Linked DNA regions of Homo sapiens: region 2 is linked to region 1. Evidence: chromatin loops called from intact Hi-C (ENCODE). Cell type or tissue: dorsolateral prefrontal cortex. All regions are shown on one strand.

Evidence for each region. Hi-C counts contacts between places; a loop is a spot of excess contacts. Peaks named below come from ENCODE experiments on the same cell type or tissue, not always from the same donor. Only the 100,000 strongest peaks of a DNase experiment are listed, where the experiment ranks them.
Region 2: it touches region 1 in a loop (6-fold over the local background); 22 of 110 quality-filtered maps call a loop at or near these places.

The regions. Positions count from the first base shown.
Region 1 is chr21:32,596,568-32,604,567 of GRCh38, reverse strand. It overlaps CFAP298-TCP10L (CFAP298-TCP10L readthrough), which reads left to right. Exons shown (of 12, transcript NR_146639.2): 4 at 285-443; 5 at 1,276-1,407. CFAP298 (cilia and flagella associated protein 298) reads left to right here. Exons shown (of 7, transcript NM_021254.4): 4 at 285-443; 5 at 1,276-1,407; 6 at 2,201-2,296; 7 at 2,595-5,214. The coding sequence ends at 2,705. Among named protein-coding and RNA genes, the nearest start is that of CFAP298, 12 kb to the left of the region's middle. RefSeq lists a silencer at 1-89. In dorsolateral prefrontal cortex, CTCF peaks have their summits at 3,176 and 3,375 (motif pointing right); a DNase peak (open chromatin) is centred at 3,387; H3K27ac peaks cover 2,669 bases.
Region 2 is chr21:31,861,137-31,869,136 of GRCh38, reverse strand. No RefSeq gene overlaps it. Among named protein-coding and RNA genes, the nearest start is that of HUNK, 7.9 kb to the left of the region's middle. RefSeq lists a silencer at 2,717-2,856. In dorsolateral prefrontal cortex, CTCF peaks have their summits at 2,715 and 2,915 (motif pointing left); DNase peaks (open chromatin) are centred at 2,896 and 3,336; H3K4me3 peaks cover 820 bases; H3K27ac peaks cover 464 bases.

The sequences.
Region 1 (8,000 bases):
CTCACTGCCATCTGTGCTGCCAGCATTGGGCTCTTTCTCCTTTGAGAATTCTTTGCACTTCATTGTACTCCATGCTCAGTGCTGCTCACCGTCTGCTTTATAATACAGGCCACGGTGTGCTTCGCTCAGCCCCTGAAATAGATGGTAGTCACTCTGGGAGCAAGAACTGTTTGATTTCTTTTTGTTGCTCTGGCAGTATCTGGCAAGGGTCTTGTACAAGATCTTGATCGAATTTATGGAAGTGATTAGCCACACTGTAGATAACGATGGCTTTCTGCTTGCAGAAACAAGTGGAAGCCGGTGTCTGTGTTACCATGGAGATGGTGAAAGATGCCTTGGACCAGCTTCGAGGCGCGGTGATGATTGTTTACCCCATGGGGTTGCCACCGTATGATCCCATCCGCATGGAGTTTGAAAATAAGGAAGACTTGTCGGGAACACAGGTACGTAGTTTGTGAGTGGGTACTCTGGAGGTTGAGTTCCTGGCCCCCAAAGCCCTTAAGATTTGATGCCCCTCTTCTGGATGTAGTGTTTTGCTCCCTACACAGCTTTCAGGTTTGCTATGCCCTGCTTCAGAGCAGAGTTCTGAATTCAGGAGCAGCCCCTGAGAGTGGGTACTCATGAGTGAGGGGTTTGGCCCCACACACAGGAGGCAGTGGACGCAGTTTGTGAGGCCGCTCATCAGGAGTGACTGCAAACATTTCCACTGTCTTTGGCTGCTAGGAAGCCAGCTACCTAATTTCTTCCTATTTCTACCCAAATGCGTCAGTCCCTTTGCATGGAAATTTGTGTTTCTAGTCTTACCTGTTGCTTCATGTTATTTTCTGACCCTCATGTTCCATTTTCCTTGGGTTTTCTCACTTCTTATCCTATTGGACAATATTCTTTGTCTAAGCCATGTTAAATAAATGAAATATGCAGAAGTAAACAGGCAGCCCCTTTATACCTCGATTTAAACACCCAGCACGATGCCAGTGCCCTTCCCTGGCAGTGGCCTACAGATCTGTCTAAGACGAACTATATGGATCAAGGTGCAAATGAGATAGGATCTCCCTGTTGTCCAGAGGAGGAAGTTAACTGAGTCAGGGCATGAGTGGAAACTTAACAGGGAAGGTACTAAAGTCAGCAAGGACTTAGAGTGAGGTGCGGGAGTCAGGCCTCCCATGGTGAGCACGGGGAGAAATCTGTCCCCTGCCCCCTGCTGGGAGGGGCTCAGCTGGGCTCTGCCCCCTGGGTGGGAACACACAGTCAAGCCATTCTTACGACTGGCCCCAGGCAGGGCTCAACGTCATTAAAGAGGCAGAGGCGCAGCTGTGGTGGGCAGCCAAGGAGCTGAGAAGAACGAAGAAGCTTTCAGACTACGTGGGGAAGAATGAAAAAACCAAAATTATCGCCAAGATTCAGCAAGTAAGTACTTTTTGCTTTAATGTGTCAGTAGTTTTTGTTATTTCCCTTCAAACTGATAAAAATGTACAGTGAATCCGAAAGATTTAAACTACTGGTACAAATATTTTAATCTTATTGGCTCGGGTTTAAACTAAAAATATCCTCTTCCTGCACACCAACAAAAACTGGAAGAAAATATGGATTGAGTACCAATATCTAGAGTTTGTTTTAATATGTGGGGGAGAGGAAATATACTATGTTAATTTCAAGCGTAAAAATAGGGCTGCAAGTAAACAGATATGTTCCTTGAAATGTAAAATTTCGCCCGTCACTGATTTCAGGCTTTTTCAAACTGCTGATGCTGTGTACAGGAGGGGGAGGAGGAAAGGTTCGAGACCTTTGAAGGACATCGTGTAGCGCTGTAACCTGAGGGGCCGCCTTGGTTTTGTGGGTGCTCCTACGTCACTAGGCTGTGATTTTGGGGAAATGGGGCCCTCCACCTTATGTAGATCCAGAGTCCGTGGCTCTGAGCATCCTCCCTTTCCCACTGGACCTGCCTGCAGTGTCTGCCTTGGGAATGGTCAAGACAGAGATGGTATCGTGCAGCCTCTGGTCTCCACACAGTGAGAGTCCAGGGCTCAGGGCTGCTCAAGACCAAGGCTTCCCTTGATGCTTCACTTCGGGTGATCAGACATGGGGGACCTGTTTATCTTTAGTAGCCGGCAAAGGCAATCGTAAAACATTTGTTGTAACTTCAGGATTGTCACTCTAAGAACACCTTAATCCACAATTTGCTCTGCTCTCCTCTTTGCAGAGGGGACAGGGAGCTCCAGCCCGAGAGCCTATTATTAGCAGTGAGGAGCAGAAGCAGCTGATGCTGTACTATCACAGAAGACAAGAGGAGCTCAAGGTAGCAGGGGACAGATGGGCTTTCTGCAGTGCTGGCGCCCACACATAGCCTGTGTGCCTTACCTGGGGCTGCTGGGGAGCAGTGAGCTCTGCAGAATGCCGGGGAGGGGTCTTTCTAGAGCTTCTGTCTGCAGGTCTGTCGGGGTCCTGCCAGGTGTCCCCTGGTGTTAGACATGGCAGTATCCTGCTCCTAGAGGGCAGGGAGAGGGGGAGGTCAGTCATGGACTCTTTCTTCAGTCTCTTTATGTGCAAAACACTTTCCTGAAATGCCTGCCTGAATAAAACATACTTATTTCCAGAGATTGGAAGAAAATGATGATGATGCCTATTTAAACTCACCATGGGCGGATAACACTGCTTTGAAAAGACATTTTCATGGAGTGAAAGACATAAAGTGGAGACCAAGATGAAGTTCACCAGCTGATGACACTTCCAAAGAGATTAGCTCACCTTTCTCCTAGGCAATTATAATTTAAAAAAAAAAAAAAGGCCACTTACTGCCCTCTGTAAAAGATGTTAACATTTCTAGTTTTCTTTTAGTGTGAATTTTTAAAATAGCAGTTATTCAAGGTTTTAGAACTTAATAAATACCTAGTCAGAAGAAAATGTGTAAATCGTTTTTGTTTCAGGACTATTTAGTATGTCATGGTTTTCTTTGATAAAATACTAAACTTTTGGCCGGGCGCGGTGGCTCACGCCTGTAATCCCAGCACTTTGGGAGGCCGAGGCAGGCAGATCACGAGGTCAGGAGATCAAGACCATCCAGGCTAACACGGTGAAACCCCGTCTCTACTAAAAATACAAAAAATTAGCCGGGCATGGTGGCAGGCGCCTGTAGTCCCAGCTACTCGGGAGGCTGAGGCAGGAGAATGGCGTGAACCCGGGAGGTGGAGCTTACAGTGAGCCAAGATCACTGCCACTGCACTCTATCCTGGGCAACAGAGCGAAACTCTTGTCTCAAAAAAAAAAAAAAAAAAAAAAAAAGCTACACTTTTTTTTCTTCCTGATTGTTTTATATTCTCATGATAACTGGTTTATTGGAGGAAAGCTGATGACTGGCAGTGACCACTAGTGACCACTAGATGCCGCCAGGCACTCAGCATGCTTTTTCTCCTGGCCCTCTAGATCTATTGGAAGCTGAACTCCCAGCCTTGCTGGAGAGACTTCTCTAACCCTGCTGCGGGGTCTAACTGTAGCCTTCTTTAACCCTGCTGCGGGGTCTAACTGTAGCCTTCTTTAACCCTGCTGCGGGGTCTAACTGTAGCCAGGCGTTGCCTGGCCTTGAAGGTGAAGTTTGCCTCCTGGTTGGTGCCTCTCTGGCCTTGTATTCTGGGAGCGAAAGCTACAACCATGATGAAGGTTGAGTAGCAAACTCATCTGACTTTGAAACTTAAATTCTTCTGGAGTTTCTCAGCTTCTCAAGTCTCCTTCATGAGAATAGATCCTGAAAACAAATCCAGATCCCGGTAGAGGGTGATGATTTCTCCCTATGGATGCGGGGTCTGATTCTAGGCCAGCTTCGTACGCAGCTCAGTGACCAACCACGGGATGGATGGGATCACTATCATCCTAACTGAGTATCTAGGACACCATTGAGTTTAAAGACTCCAACTCATCATCACTGTAAACCATCCAAGTATCCTGCAAACCCTGGCACTTTAGCATCTGAAAGACACCTGCCAGACTGCCTGTGGCAGTCCCTCATGCTTGACTTTTGGTGCCTAGGGTCCTGTTCTCCTGGTTAGAGGGAACTTGGTGTGCTCACACTGAGGGAAAGTGAAGGACGCGGGGCATCTTCCTGCCCTGGCCTTCCTGCCTTGGTGCCTGCGCTCCCCACCATCCTGCAAAGAGGAACCCTGGGAGTGAGTGGAGGTGGCAGGGGTTTGGTTCCTGCCTGCTGCCAGGCGGCCTTGCCCAGGGGGTGGGTCCCAGACCTGAGAGCAAAGCGCTGTTCTCTGAAGTGCTTTGTAGCTGACTGCATCTTGTGCCTTACTCTTTTGGTTGATTTTCAAATTTTGTAAAAGCAAATTTGCATCTATTTTCTCTTTTACTTGGTTATAGTTTTAAATGTCTCTATGAAAGGGTTTTGACCTTGGATGATGTAGTATATGCAATAAGATGCTGTGATTTTATTTCAGGAGCATCCTGTCTTTGTCAGTGTATAGTTCGTGTGTGTTAAATTCATGCTCAGACTTGTAAGAAACAGTTAACCAAGCCATGTGATCATAGTAGCTCTTTTCAGGGAACTACTACTTCAATATCATTAGAAAGTCTTACTGAGCCTGCAGTAGGAATACTCTTTTGGCCGTGATAGTTATCCCATTGCTTCATGTAATCAGCAGAACTTACTAACCAAAAAGTCACTCACGCATGACACTACACTCCTTAAATACCCATGCGAGAAGAACCATCCTCTCTCCCTGCCCTTGTCTGCCTCAAAAGCCTCTCTGAGCTTGGTGTGTTTGGGTGCAGCAGATCTCAGGAAGTACGTGAGTAGCTTATTTGCAAGCCATCTGTGACGGCGGGGGGCAGGTGGTGCCCGCTGTGGCACCGTGCTGTGTGTGTTCCCTTTGCATCCACTTGCTGACTCACCCAAGGTCACAGGTAGCTAGTGGTGGTAGGACCACAGGGTCACGTCCAGGAACTTTCCCAGGATTTCCCAAGAAATCAATTTATCAACAAAAGTAATCTTGCCAGTGTTAGACCACTGATCAGCTTAAGTCTGTGGTCTTGTTGTTATTTTCTTCTTTTTTTAATCCAGTCCCTGTTTGAGTCAATATCAAAAGGAAACCAAGTGTCTGCTGTATGCACGGTGCCCATCTAGGTCTGTGGTTTTGTCCTTTGACATAACTTGTCTTCTTATGTGGTTCTTTCATGGAGACCAGGAATGCTAGTAATAAAATTTGATACCACCTAAAACCTTTTCGACCATCAAACTGACAGCATCAGGCAGTATTTCTGTCACAAGATTACCTCGTTCCTTGGCAACTGCTCTGCAAAGAGTGTGCCATCAAGCTTGAAATGAACTGCCACATACTTGGAGCACAGTAGCCTTGAGAGGGTCTGAGCTCACTAAATTCCCTTCCAAAGCCTCAGCAACCACCCCCTTGAAGAAGTGACCAGAGAGAGCTGCTTGCCCCGACCTCTTGCCGTTCCTTGCAAGATAGGAGTTGCCCCTCTACACTACCAAAAACCCACTGGCCCTGGACAGGGCTCAAGGAGAGAGGTGGCTGATTTCCAGGAGAAGTTCGATACTAGACATAACAGTAACGGCAGCTGGCATTATGGGGACTTTGCTATTTCCCAGACGGTTGTACTAAGCACTTTACCTATATATTCTTTTCGTTTATACCTAAAAACAGCCAAATTAGAAAGAAACTACTATTGTCATCTCACGAGTTAGGAAACCAAAGTCCAGAGGGATTAAATTGCCCAAGGTGAGGAGACTGTAATCCCAGCACTTTGGGAGGCCAAGGCGAGTGGATCACCTGAGGCCAGGAGTTCGAGACCAGCCTGGCCAACATGGTGCATGGTCTCTACTGAAAATATAAAAGTTAGCTGTGCATGGTGGTGTGTGCCTGTAATCTCAGCTACTCGGGAGGCTGAGGCAGGAGAATTGCTTGAACCCAGGAAGCAGAGGTTGTGGTAAGCCGAGATCATGCCATTGCTCTCCTGGGTGACACAGCGAGACTCCATCTCAACAAAAAAAAAAAAAAGAAAAAAAAAAGAAGAAGAAGAGACACCAGGGATCTATGTACACAGAGGAAAGGGACAGGGAGAAGGCCGCCATCTGCAACACAAGTAGTGGGGCCTTGGGAAGAACCAGCCCTGCCAATGCTGTGATATTGGACCTCCGGCCTCCAGAACTGTAAGAAAATCAATGTCTGTTGTTTAAGCCACCCAGTCCATGGTATTTCGTTATGGCAGCTCTTACAAACTAAGACACAAATGGGTATTCTATAGGAATAGATATATATACAAGGAAGATAGACATTCTTCCTTTTATCAAAGTGGACTTTACTTCTTAAAATGCTCAGAATATACTAACATTGTAAAATATAATTTTAATTTTTTTTTGCAAATGGGAAACCACACAGTTCCAGTATCATCTACATAATCTGTTTCTGATTCTTGCCCAACTCCCGCAGCCCATGTTAAGGTTGAGAGCCCACTCCCTCCTCAGTTCCCAGGTTTCCGAACACACCTCCTTCTTCATCTCCCATTGAGCTGGTTGTAATCATGGCATTCGGTTACAAGTCTGTCTCCCTGGATGGACTGTGAGATCATGGGAACGAGGGCACTGTTGTTAGATTTTTAATTTTATTGTATTTATTTGTTTGTTTATTTTGAGACAGGGTCTCACTCTGTTACCCAGGCTGGAGTGCAGTGGCATGATCTTGGCTCACTGCAACCTCCACCTCCCGGGTTCAAGCTGTTCTCCTGCCTCAGCCTCCTGAGTAGCTGGGATTGCAGGCACGCACCACTGTGCCCGACTAATTTTAGTATTTTTAGTGAAGGCAGGGTTTCACCGTATTGGCCAGGCTGGTCTCACTCCCAACCTCAGGTGATCTGCCTGCCTCAGCCTCCCAAAGTGTTGGGATTACAGGCGTGAGCCACCGCGTCCAGCCTCTACCATGGCATAGCACATATGCTCACATACTCTTAGAAAGATCACAAGAAACTGGTGACCATGGCTGCTTGTGGTTAAAACTCTAGGGGGCCTGGAGGATGGGCTGGGAGGGAGTCACGGTTCACAGGATGGTCTTTTGTACCTTTGAAATCCACCTATTCAAATAAATGCAAAACCAGTTGCAGTACAGCCACGTCCACGGCAGCATGATTCACAATAACTCAAACGTGGAGGCAACCCAAGTGCCCATCCACAGATGAATGAGTCAACAAGAGGATGAATGAGTCAACAAGAGGTGGTGTATCCGTACAATGGAATATTATTCAGCCTTACAACGGAAGGGAATCCTGACACATGCTCCAACAGGGATGAACCTTGATGACATTACACTGAGTGAAATAAGCCAGATACCAAATGACAAATACTGTAAGATTCCACTTATACGAGGTTCCTAGAGTAGTCAGATCCAGAGACAAAGCAGAATGATGGTTGTTAGGGGCTGGGGACAGCAGGGAAGGATGGAGAGTTACTGTTTAATGGGTATAGAGTTTAAGTTTGAGAAGATAAAAACATTCTGGAGATGGATGGTGCTGATGGTTGCACAAGAATGTGAGTATCACTGAACTCTACACTTAAGAGTTTTTAGTTTTTAGTTTTAGCTGGGTTTGGGGTCCCAGGCCTCAGGCCTCACCTGCTGCCTCAGGATCTCCAGGGCCCTCCCAGATCACAGACCTAACAGATCTTAGGACAATTGGCCCAGGGTCATCAGCGCAATTGATGCAGCTCCCTCCCTCTCTTGTAGGACATTTTCATGGATGTTGGCATTTGGTATCAGAGCAGCTGAAGTTATTATGCATTTTCAGTGTATGTATTTATGTAGATAGTGGTACGCTCTTTTAATTTTTTTTTTTTTTTTTTTTTTTTGAGACAGAGTCTCAATCTGTCACCCCCCAGGCTGGAGTGCAGTGGTGCGATCTCGGCTCACTGCAATCTCTGCCTCCCGGGTTCAAGCAATTCTCTGCCTCAGCCTCTCAAGTAACTGGGATTACAAGCACCCCCCACCATACCTGGCTAA
Region 2 (8,000 bases), 740 kb after region 1:
CTAAGGCTTCACCCAAATTCACCCCAAAATTTAGCAGTCATCCTTTGCTTCCTCTGCTTCTCGATTCTCATATCCAACCCATCAGCAAATCCTATACCCGCCTGTGACCCTTTCTCTCACTTCCTAAGTGGCATCCTTTGCTTCCACGCCAAAGCCAAAACCAGTTCTTCAAAATGGGAATCAGTAATCCCAGCACTTAAGGAGGCCAAGGGGGAAGATCACCTGAGGTCAGGAGTTCAAGACCAGCCTGGCCAACATGGCGGAACCCCATCTCTACTAAAAATACAAAAATTAGCCGGGCGTGGTGGCAGGCACCTGTAATCCCAGCTACTCGGGAGGCTGAGGCAGGGAGAATCGCTTGAACCCTGGAGGCAGAGGTTGCAGTGAGCCAAGATCATGCCATTGCACTCTAGCCTGGGCGACAGAGCAAGACTCCATCTCAAAAAAAAAAAAAAATGGGAATCAGATCATATCACTTCCCTGCACTCGAAAGCTGTTCAACAGACCCCTGCAGAAAAGATTCCCCAAGCGCTTTGTCATGATATGGCCCTGCCCACCTCTTCACTGTCACCTCCTGGGAGCCAGACACCAAGCTCTTCCCTGCTTCAAAGGCTTTACCTCTGTGTCTTTGTCTGCTCAGACTGCCATAACAAAACACCTAGACTGGGCGGTTTAAACACCAGACATTTCTTTCTTATTGTTCTGAGGAATCCAAGATTTAGGTTCCAGCAGATATACATATATAGAGATTTACTCTAAGGAATTGACTCACATGATGATGGAGACTGAGAAATTGACTCACGTGATGATGGAGACTGAGAAGTCCAGAACGAAAGTGCTAGCAGATTCAGTTCCTGATGAAGGCTGTCCTCCCGGCTGACAGACGAGTGCTCTCGCCACGTGCTCTCATGGCAGAAAGACACACAGCCCTGGTCTCTTCTTTTTCTTATAAGGACACCAATCGGATCATGAGGGTCCCACTTTCATGCTCTCTATTAAGCCTAAATGCCTTCCGAAGGTCTCACCTGCAAATACCATCACATCAGAGGTCACAGCTGCAATGTATGAACTTGGGCCAGGGGGATGCAAACATTCAGTTCATGACACACTTCTTCAACATTGCTGAAGTTTCTTGCTTCATTCAGGGCTCTGCTCTCTCAATCAGAAAATCAGAAATCAGGCAGACTGTCCCAGGGTCGCTAACTACCACACTCAACTTTTCATGTCATTCATCATTAGCTAACAGAAGAATGTGCATTCACTTGTTTATGTGTTTATTCTCTCTCTCTCTCTCTCTCTCTCTCTCTCTCTCTCATTTAATGTCCATGAAGCGAGGGACTTTGTATCCCAACACCTATGCATGCCTGGTACACTGTACATGTGCAGCAATGGCAATGCGGAGCTTCATCTCAACTCTTGATCTGTCCATGTGGGAGAGGAAGGAGTTGCTGAGCTTTGTGTGGTTGTGGCACTGCAGCATGATGGTGTACGGATGGTGACACCAGGCCAACCTCCGGCAGCTGCTTCCCAGCAGCCACTGAGCTGATATTCAAGAAGAAAAAGGTGCATTCTTCAAACAAGATGCTGATGGCTTCTCACAGGACTCATCACAGTTGTACCTCCATCGGTCTCCAAAAGATGAATGTAATGGCTATTTCAGTAAGAAAAATGTACCTGCCACCTCCCAACTACAGATGGGCCCAGGGCTTTAGGACGTCTTGATGTGTGGTCTCTTCCTGTAAATCCCTGATAGAGGCTATTGAGAAGGAATGGAACTTTAAATATTCTATAGGAAGAGGCCATCACACATACTGATCTGGACCATTCCCCCTTGTATGCATGTCTCATTTGAAAGTGGCTTCCCATCGTACACTGACACCAACATCATCCCTATGGCCCTGCCAGGCCCAGCACAATCTGCATCCCACCCTGCAGGGCTCATCTCTCTTCCCTCATCCCATCATGTCTCTGATCTCACTTCCTCCTATTCACTGCCCTCCAGCCACACTGACCTGTGTGTGGGACCCACTCCCCCAGTGGGCTCTTTTTACTTTTTTGGAATATTATTCCAAGAAATATCTGTAGAGCTGGCTTCCTCATCATCTTCCGGTCTTTGCTCAAATGTCACCTTCTCTGTGGGCCTTTTCTCTGACCTTTTCTCTCTGATGCAAATTTCCCCTGGGCTACGCCCCACTCCCCTGCACCCCACCTCCTTATCCCCTTCCCTGCTTTATTTTCCTTCACAGCACTTATTGCCATCTGACAAATTACATCATTTCCCTCTTTGTTTTGCTTTTTGTCTGGCTCCTTCCCTAGAATGTCTGCTCCATGAGGGCTGGGACTTTGGTTAAGTCCACTATGCATGGTGCCTGGCTCCTGGGGAGTGCTCAACACAAATTCATTGTGGTTGACTAAATTTGTAATTCACAGGGAGTCTCGTTGCAGAAGCAGACGACCATAATAAATGAGAAGGCAGAAAGGAGAAACGCAACAAAACCGGGTCCTGCTGGAGAAAGCACACATCATAAAGACATATGGCAAAAGATCAATATTCATGCCTCAAAGAGGAGCCTCGATGACAAGCTCCACATTTGTATTATGGCAGGGAGGGAAAGGTTATTGTTAGCGCTGAGGCTTATTTACAGCCTTTCGCTGGGTGCTGACTCCTGTCCATTTCTTAGTAGGGATTGAGTAGAGCCTGCAGCAGCGAGGGGTCTGGGGATACTTAGAAGTGAGCACATACAACAGAGCATGGTCTACGGTGTGGCCAGCAGGTGGAGATGCAGTGAGGCGGAGGGCACCCTGGAACTGAGCCCACTCACCAGTCACAGAACTGGGCACGCGTGCTGATTGCAGAAGCCTGCCTGGCACAGCCAGGTGGACAGATGTAGACAAAAAGAGGCCGGCGCCCCCTGCTGGTCAACTCGGCTCTGCTTTCCCTCCGCAGCCCAGAGGGGCCCAAGAAACCGGGAAGAGAATGCAGGACCGGAGGCCAGAGCTGCCTCCGTGGCCCTGGGCAGGGCTCTTACTGTCTCTAAGCATCCGCTTTCTCCATCTGGAAAGGAAGAACTTCTCCCTGTCATTCCTAAGTCCCAGGACTGCTGCCAGGGTAAAATGAGGCAAATTATGGGCATATGCTACGAAAATAGAAGCTATTTTGGTTATTGTTCTTAGCACGGCATTCTTACATCAGAGCGAAAAGTGTCTGGGACATAAATCTGAAAACGATACATTTAAAATAAAGCAAAGAGTGAATGGGTCAAAAGACCAGTTTGTCCGGGGCTTTTTCATTCCGTGGCGGAGGCTTTCTGCTGAGCATTAGCATGTGATACACACATCTGCAGGCTTTGGGCCCACTGCCATGCAGAGCGTGCCACTATTCTAGGCCTGCTCCTCAACCCTCACCTTCCAGTTTCCCTCCTTCCAGGCCCCTGATCAACTGCCCAAGCCATTTGCTACTGCCAATGAGTCCATGTGTGTAGAAAGATAGTGATGATAGATAGATAGATGATAGATAGATAGATAGATAGATAGATAGATAGATAGATAGATAATAGATTTTTTAGCTAGGGTCTCGCTCTGTTGCCCAGGCTAGAGTGCAGTGGTGCCATCACGGCTCACTGTAGCAGCCTCTATCTCCTGGGCTCAAGTGATCCTCCCATCTCAGCCTCCCAAACAGCTGGGACTATCGGCATGCACCACGACACCCGGCTAATTTTTTGTGTGTTTTTTTTTTGCAGAGGCGGGGTTTCGCCATGTTGCTCAGGCTGGTCTCAAACTGCTGAGTTCAAGCCATCCTCCCTCCTCAGCCTCCCAAAGTGCTGGGATTACAGGCATGAGTCACTGTGCCCAACAAATAATAGATAATTAGTAAAGAGACAGACCAATAAATAGATGATAGATAAATAGATGATTGATAGAAACAGATGATAGATTCAATAGATAGAAGGATGATACATGACAGATACATAATGAATGACCAATGGATGATAGATAATTAGTAGATACGGATAAAGAGATAGAGAGATAGATGACACCTAGATAGGTGATTAATAGAAAATAGATCAATAGACACATTGATCAGTAGATGATGAACAAGAAGAAGGAGGAGGAGAAGGGAAGGAAGGAAGAAAGGAAGGGGAAACAAGGCAGGGAGGGAGGGAGGGAAGGAGGGAGGGAAGGGGGAAGATACGTATTCTTTATCTAAACCAAGTAGATGACCTGGTGCACCAATGAAGCTCCACCCATCAGGGTTTCCCCTTGATGTTGCCTTTCTGGCCCATCCTGAGTACAGCTGTAGGGCAGTCACTGTCCATTTTTGTCCACATTTGCCATCCAAGATCCAAGCTCACTTTTTCTTCCTCCATCTGTGGATCATAAGGATTTCCCCTTCCAAATGTGGCCATAGGTGTGAGTTGAGGGAGTACCCTTGGTGCAACAGTGGTGGGGGCTCTGGAATTCTGAGCTAGCTGCCAGTGTAGCTGGCTTGGGCCTTCAGGCCCTGCTGATATATTTGATCATGGATGCAGAACTTCTGTCTTGCCTTGGATACTGCAGGGCCCACCTAGCCTTAGAACCTGATGAGCCTGTGCGGGGCACCTCTGGAGGTGCATATGGTCACTTGGTGTCCCATGTCCAGCTGCTTCATCTCTACCGTGGTCCAGCAGCAGCACACCAGGAGCTCTTTAATGAAGAGTGTAAAATTTTCTACTGTAGATGGCATGGCGTTGCTCCGGAGCCCTAGGAGTCCTTCATGATTCCCCAGTGGAACTTTCTGTAAACTGAACATGGTGGCCTTTCCCTACCTCTGAGATCACTAGTAACCTAAGGCATGCTGGATTGTTCAGCCCAAGCAGAAGGGCTGTTTGCACTGCAGCCTGGATCTACTCCAGAGCCCTCCTCTGGGCCTTACTTACAGGAGGCAGCCTTCCATGTAATCCAGTCTATGGGTAGGAAGAGTATTCCCAGATATGGAATATGCCGCCTCCAGAAACGATGGGACCTACCAGCACTGTGCTTCCTTCTTCATGGTGGGAGGTGTGAGATGCAATAATTTATCCTTTACATTTATCCCCAGTGCGCCTTGGAACACCAGACTTCTACAACTGATGTGATGGGCCTCTGAAACTTAGGGTTTGTCTCCCATGATCTGAAGCCCATGTGTCTTTCCAAGGCCTTCAGTACACTTGCTGCATCTTGCTCACCCATCTGATATCTGATTGACATGAGGCATGATACAGTGGACCAGGGTGCCGTTCTGCAGGATGTCCAGGAGGTCCAGTTCTCTTCAGACTATATATCACACATGACAGAGGGTAGGAGAGTTAGCACCACCTGAGGGAAGACTAAATACATACGATTGTCTGGTCAAGGGAATGCAAACAGTTTTTTTCCTTTCAAGAGTGATGGAAAATAACGCATTCACCAGAACAATGGCCACATATCATCCCCTAAAGGCTACATTCATCTGTTTTAGTAAAAAATACCATACCAGGCCAGGCTGGGCACAGTGGCTCACGCCTGAAATCCCAGCACTTTGGGAGGCCGAGGTGGGTGGATCACAAGGTCAGAAGTTCAAGCCCAGCCTGGCCAAGATGGTGAAACCCCATCTCTACTAAAAATACAAAAATTAGCCAGGCATGGTGGTGGGTGCCTATAATCCCAGCTACTCGGGAGGCTGAGGCAGAGAATTGCTTGAACTCAGGAGGCGGAGGTTGCAGTAAGCCAAGATCATGCCACTGCACTCCAGCCTGGGCGACAGAGCAAGACTCTGTCTCAAAAAAAAAAAAAAAGTACCATGCCAAGCCCAGCAGCTGCAATCTGGGCTCCTTCTGATGGAGTTTGCAGTAGTGCACTATCATTATCCAGAATCCAGTGGTTTCTGCAGGGGCCAGGCTGGTGAATTAAATAGAGATGGGCTGGGGCCATCACACCTGCGTCTTCTAAGTCCTTAAGGCTGACACTCATCTCTAACACTCTTGGGATGCAGAATTGTCTTTCAGTTTTAGGGCATTCCACTCAGCCTTCTGTTACAACATCTCTTACCTCACAGGCCAAATAATGCAGCAGTTATGGCAGGTACCAAGTGTGTCCATTCCAATTGTACACTTCGCAACTGTGGAAACAACCACCACCTAAGTCCATGGAGACAGTGGACGCACTGTGGCTTGACCTAGGCCTAGACTTAATTAATCATCTTGTACCTATCGGCCCCCACCCTAACAGGGAGTCTACAATGAGGCTTTAATTCTCTGGGTATCAATTCAGACCTAGATAGTCATTGAAGTGTCTGGTCCCTATATTATTTATTTATTACGGTGTAACAAATTACACTAAAATTTAGTAGCTTAAAACAGCAATAAACATGTATTATCTCACAGAGTTTCTGTGGGTCTGGAATTTGGGAGTGGCTGACCTGTGAGGTTATGGCATAAGATCTTTCACAAGGTTGCAGTCAAGATGTGGGCTGGAGGCCGGGCGTGGTGGCTCATGCCTGTAATCCCAGCACTTTGGGAGGCCGAGGCAGGCGAATCATGAGGTCAGGAGATCTAGACCATCCTGGCCAACATGGTGAAACCCCGTCTCTATTAAAATATAAAAAAAATAGTTTTTGTGTGTGTCTCTTCCAGGAGTCTTGCCACCACTACAGTCCTAGCTACTTGGGAGGCTGAGGCTGGGGAATCGCTTGAACTCGGGAGGCGGAGGTTGCAGTGAGCCAAGATCGCTCCACTGCACTGCAGTCTGGCGACAGGGCAAGACTCCACTCAAAAAAAGAAAAAAAAAAAAAGATGTGGGTTGGAGCTACAGTCAACTGAAAGCTTGATTGGAACTGGAAGATCCAGTTCTATGATGCATGGCTGTTGTTCACAGGAGCTGTTCCCAGGAAGCCTTAGTTCCTTGCTACTTGAACCTCTCCAAAGGTTGGTTTGAGTGTCCTTATGAAATGGCAGTTGGCGTCTGCCAAATGCAGTGATGTTTAAGAGCAAAGCAGAAGCCACAGTGTATTTATGCCTTAGCTTCAGAAGTCACACTCCATCATTTGTGCAATGTCCGATTTGTTACAGGTTGGCCCCATTCAACATGCAAGAGGACCACACAGAGGCATGAAGACTAGGAGGTGAGCTAGGAGCTGATCTTGGGAGCTAGCTGCCATGCCCCTTCCTCTTGCATGTGGTTACCCAAGCAAGTGGCCTTAGGTCCCTCTAGGGACAGATTGGCCGAATCATTGCTGTGCATGTTTGCTGTAATATAGTAAAGTCCTCTCCCAAAGATCCAGACTTCTTTTCAGTCAATGGACTCCACGTTAGAAAATTGGCTCAAGTTTGAAAACTGAGCAAAGGATCATTATTTGTTTATTGGGCAGCTGCCCTCAGCTTCCTGATCATCCACCCTTGATTTCTTCTAGTTGTATAAAGTAAATAATATCCTCACTCATTTGCCATCTGTCTTACCCCTAGGGACATCACACTCTTTAACTGTTTTTACCACTCCATGTGGGTGAATCCTCCTTGACTGCCATCCATCTTTGACACTCTTTATCTTAACTGCACCTGCCTGGCTTCTGGTAGAGTGCTGCCACCTGGCCTCTGTTATTTCAATGTCCTATCATATCAATTTATATCAATAAACCAAATTCTGCAGTGGCATCTCCTACTACAGCCCTGGGAGAACCACCACTGAGCTTCTCACTGCTTCCAGCACCCCTCTCACTAGTGCATTTCTTATTGCTTAGGACAATGGAAGGCCCTCTGTGCCTTTGTGTGCAATGTAATCAATTGGTGAGGTTTCTAGCCTTGTGTGTGTATGAGTTCTAGATGCCCACTTCTCTGAGGCCTTCTTCTCTGTCTGCCACGGCAGTTCTGGCATTTCTGGCATTTCTGCTTCCCTTAGTGTAGTACAGTGCTTTTCCCAGGCTCTAAGAGCCATCCCAGTAGCGTGTCTCTTCCAGGGGTCTTGCCAGCATATTAAATTCTAGATCCCAGCAGGATGCTCCCAAATTG